2 separate regions of the Homo sapiens genome follow, and region 2 is linked to region 1. Evidence: read pairs that join two places in POLR2A ChIA-PET (ENCODE). Cell type or tissue: Panc1. All regions are shown on one strand.

Region 1 (2,500 bases):
CACCTGGCTAATTTTTGTATTTTTAGTAGAGACAGGGTTTCACCAGGTTGGCCAGGCTGGTCTGGAACTGCTGACTTCAGTGATCCACCCACCTCAGCCTCCCAAAGTGCTGGGATTACAGGTGTGAGCTACTGCGCCCAGCTGTTTTTTTTTGTTTCGTTTTGTTTTTTTTTTTTTTTATGGAACTATTAGGAGTGCCTGCTGTGGATTCATTAGCCAAAGAAAGATGAGGCATTTTTCCTCCCGATTCAAGGGGGTATGTAGCTCATGCTCTCCTTAAATGTGTAAGGTCAACCTGGCTCCCCAAAACCCAGAAGATCATTATTAGACACATGGTCTCAGAGCTTGGTTAAAGAAGCTAAATTGGATGAATTGGGAGTGGGAGCGGGCCCGAAGTTTGGGCTTCCAGGGAAGGAGGGATGTATCCAGCTGCCAAGAAAACTTCACTGAGGCTGGGAAGAGGAGTACCTCAGATACTGTAAGGAGGCTAGATGTCTGTGGACACCAACTAGTGGCCCTGGTTACCACAGGGGTCTCTGTAGCTGATGCCTGTCTGTGATGAAACCCCTGGGAGGGCCATTTTGGCGTCCTGCCTGGAATGGCAGTGCTGGTCCAAGCTGGAGTCCAAATTTGCACAGGAGTTACACTAGTGGTTCTCTTGGGTATCCACCATGACCAGAGTTGGCTCTTCCCCAGTTGTTCTGGACTAGACAAGCCCCAGATGCTTGTATGACCTGAAGGAAGGGGTAAGAATCACCGAAAATGGGCGGGGGGTGGGTGGCTCAGGCCTGTAATCTCAGCACTTTGGGAGGTCAAGGTGGGCGGATCACTTGAGGTCCGGAGTTTGAGACCAGCCTGGCCAGCACAGTGAAACCCCGTTTCTACTAAAAATACAAAAAATTAGCCGCCATGGTGTGCCCTGGTAATCCTAGCTACTTGGGAGGCTGAGGCATGAAAATCACTTGGGAGATGGAGGTTGTAGTGAGCCATGATTGAACCATTGCACTCCAGCCTGGGTGACAGAGTGAGACTTTATCTCAAAAAAAAAAAAAAAAAGGAGTCACCAAAAATAAAAAATGTCTAGTATAAGACTTCTTGCCAATCACAGTGGGTGGGCCTCAAAGCCAGATTTTATTTGAGAAAAATAAAGGTATATCATCCTTGTGCTTTGAGTACTGTAAAGCAGCCCTTTCTGTTTACTACATTTTCTTTTGTATCTGGCCTCATTCTCAGAATCCTTCAGCTAGATCTTGTCCTTTCTCCCAAAGCCTGTTCTGTGGAGTTCCTTCCTTTACTCAGAATATCCCTTCTACATAGAGTCTGTCTCTACTCCTATCTACCAGGAAAAACGTGAGCTCCTGCAGGACTTCAGGAGTTCCTCATCCTTCCTGCAGGAAATATCATCTTTATGGGTGGTCAGTTTGCATTACTTGAAACCCTTGCTGAATGTAATGCCTGTATTTCCTCAAAGCAAGGATTTTTCTGCAAAGTAAGCCAGAGTTCCCAAACTCTGTTCCACAATACACCAGCTTGATAAGAGGCTCATCATTGTTCCACCAAACTCCTTGTCCGATAAGTTTGGGAAACGAGCATACCAACACCCGCTTTTGGCAAATGAAATGTACAGTAATATATTGAAGCTTGTGAGAAGCTCTATTTAACTTTAACTCAATAATGTCCAGATTTATTTAACTGCAGGATACTTTTCTCATGGCACACTTATTGGCATCACCAGTTCTGCAGGCCCAGTTTGGGAAATGGGTGCAGTGGAAGGAACATTAGACTCACAATGAAAAGAAATATCCTCGTTCACTTGGCTCCCTTGGTGTCCCAGTTCCCTGCCCTTCCTTGGAGCAACGTCTTCCAATTTGCAAAACAAGTGAATAGACCTGATGTTTTCATTCAGACCTGTGACTGGATCTGACTTTTTATTTGACCACGATTAGAAAATTGGAGCCAATGGGGAAATGCTGAGAGTTTATCTAAGAGAAAGGAGACAGCTCTGAATAACGGCGAGAATACATAGATCTGCTTTCAGACCCCAACTCTCTGACCCCTTCCAACTCTGTGACTCCAGGTAAGTGGTAGGTCCTAAGTTGTAAATGGACCCAATAATGTCAACTCTGTAGCAGGCCTTAGGAGAGGATGGCATGAGATTGTGCATTCAAAGCAGCCAACCCATTGCCTGACCCAGAGAAAACATCTGCCACATTATGGCCATAGTGATGAGATCACGCCAAAGAGCCTGGTGACACTTTTTAGAAATTTAGGTATAATTGACTTGAACACCCACCTTTGTTTACATCAGGTCCTCCCCGTCCAAGCCCTTTGTTCCTAGAGTCTGCAGGCTCCAATTTCATCCTACCTGTAATTTCCAGAGTCACAGGGATGCCCTCCCACCTCTGCTCTCAGTTCTGTGTTCCTAGCAGATCCTCATAGAACATCACCCCTTTCCTCCATTTATAGGATCATGAGGGGCAGTGTTTATGTAATAAACTTT
Region 2 (2,500 bases), 210 kb after region 1:
AGACACTGTTTAACAGGCAAATAATTCCAGGAATAAATATACATGAATGTGTTTTTCAAAATACAGGTTCTTATACAAATGTATAACTAAATACTGATTCCATAGTGGGGTGGTTGTAACTGAAAGGGCTTTGAGAAAAGGCTTTGAATAAAACTAGTCATCCACCTAGCCAAAGATCCTTTCCAGCAGCACAAAAGGAATTTGTAAGGAGAACAGAGATTAACTGTCAGATATCTTTCTAATCTGTAAATTTATCCAAAGTTTGAAAATACCATGAAGAATCTTAGGAATGCCAGTAACCAGGGAATGGGATATTTGCATATCACAACATCTACAGGCTAAATACACTCCGAATGCTTCTCAATGTGGGGAAGTATGAGAAGTTAATAATTCTCCTAGTGTCTGGCTTCCTTTTTCTTTGCCTTTCCCTCTCATACGTTCAATCACCTGTGTTACAGGACACACATAAGTAGTTGGAAGGTGTTAAACTTTGACAGCAAAGCAAAATCAGAGGTAGAGGCAAATGTTTAACCAATCATGTTCAAATATAAGCTACTCAATGAAGAGTTTTAGGTTTAAAGAGCGAAATATTCACCATTACTGAGAAATCTCAGTTTCTCATTCAATTTCGCATTGCACTTTGCTACCACAAACTAAATGGGTGTACATTTTTGAGTGCTGATTTATTACTCAAAGGTTTGAATTTGGAGACTGAAACAAACCATGCTTTATCTGTGTACTTTGAGAAAATCCATCCACAAGAAAGGAGCCAAGCGTCAGTTTCCAATGGGGGGAACATTCTCATGGAGGTACTGTAAGGCTAAGTCTGTCCACTTCATTTCTTGTTCTTTGACAGATTCTGTGGTGCCACCATTGTCTTGTTCAGGTTCAGGAAGCTCATTCTGAAAAGGTACAATAGAAATTCAGAACAGTAATATATTCTGCATCTTCTTGGAACTCAAGAACACTTAGAATTAAAGCTTGTGAGTTCCTAGGAACAGGCAACATAATTGATATGTGTATTCTAAAAAAGCTAAAATCATACACGTGAGGAAACTATCAGAAGTATCATTCAAACATGGCCCGGGCCTTCTTCAGTAGGGAATGATGGGCATTTTGACTCTGACATTTGTGAAGGAGGCACTGTGGCAGAAAGGTTAAGGGCAGAGGCTTTTGGAAGCCAACTAGGATCCAAGACCACAACTCTCCCATTTGCTGGGTTACTTGGGCAAGGTATGCAAACCCTTGGGGCCTTTGTTTCTTCCTTGGCAAATGGGAGAACAAAAGAGCCATCACCTCACAGGACTACTGTAAGGATTAGGTGAGGTAATTCAGATCAAGTGCTGAGCACTCTGTGGGGTATCCAGTGCTCAAGGAATATTTGCTATTATTATTAGCGGCTAGGAACACTGAGATGAGTGAATCCTAAATCTTCTTTAGCGGGAGCGTGCTTTAAAAGAATACTAGTTTGCTGGCATATTCCTTAGACACAAGAAATGTATCCAAAAAATTATCTTGGACCCAACATGTCTTTTTTTTTTGAGATGGAGTTTTGCTTTTGTTGCCCAGGTTAGAGAGCAATGGCGTGATCTCGGCTCACCACAACCTCTGCCTCCCGGGTTCAAGCGATTCTCCCGCCTCAGCCTCCCGAGTAGCTGGGATTACAGGCATGCACCACCATGCCCGGCTAATTTTGTATTTTTTTATTTTTTTTTAGTAGAGATGGGGTTTCTCTATGTTGGTCAGGCTGGTCTCGAACTCCCAACCTCAGGTGATCCACCCGCCTCAGCCTCCCAAAGTGCTGGGATTACAGGCGCGAGCCACCGCGCCTGGCCCAACATGTCTATATTATAATAAAAATGGAGGTAGGGCAGGAAACACTGAAAATGTAATTAATAGATAAGACCTCCCTCTAGTGGTGGAGCAGAGCAACAAAAAACACAACAAATGACCAATTCACACCCTACCAGCAATTTTCTTAAAATGGTAAGTCATGGGCCACACTTACTGTAGGATCTGGGATCATTTACTTGTATTTTAAGTTTAAATGTATTACTACTGAAACTCTGCTTTGTACCAGAGTTCACAGATACCAATATATTTCTTTTCAATTATCTGTGTTTTGTTTTATGGTTAGCAAACTGTTATGCGATATCCAGACTTAAAATTTTCCACTGGATTCTAATTTGTAGTATGTGAATATGTTTTCCCCTCTAAAATTATGCTCAATATATATTAAATGATATTTACTTATCTATATTTGAATCACATACATCTTGTTCTACAAGACAGATTCAAACATACTTGAACAGATTGAGAAGAGCTATCATTTATTGTAACGCAATAATATATTATCTTAAACTTAAAAAGAAAGTTCAGTCCTAATAATTACTTATAGATGACAAAGAATAAATAGGTCCTTGGTTAATGAATTCTTTAATTCAGAAGCAGACAACGTTGCTTAATTTCATCCTATCTGTGGTATGCTTTCTAAAATAAT

What was found. ChIA-PET counts read pairs that join two places held together with the same protein. Peaks named below come from ENCODE experiments on the same cell type or tissue, not always from the same donor. Only the 100,000 strongest peaks of a DNase experiment are listed, where the experiment ranks them.
Region 2: POLR2A ChIA-PET joins it to region 1 with 16 read pairs; 4 of 35 experiments call an interaction of 5 or more read pairs at or near these places.

What each region holds. Positions count from the first base shown.
Region 1 is chr3:134,269,981-134,272,480 of GRCh38, forward strand. No RefSeq gene overlaps it. Among named protein-coding and RNA genes, the nearest start is that of RYK, 20 kb to the left of the region's middle. In Panc1, no CTCF peak of the experiment used is centred here; no DNase peak of the experiment used is centred here.
Region 2 is chr3:134,477,814-134,480,313 of GRCh38, forward strand. ANAPC13 (anaphase promoting complex subunit 13) reads right to left here. Exons shown (of 3, transcript NM_015391.4): 3 at 1-902. The coding sequence ends at 777. Among named protein-coding and RNA genes, the nearest start is that of ANAPC13, 6.9 kb to the right of the region's middle. In Panc1, CTCF peaks have their summits at 1,907 (motif pointing left) and 2,111; no DNase peak of the experiment used is centred here; H3K27ac peaks cover 506 bases.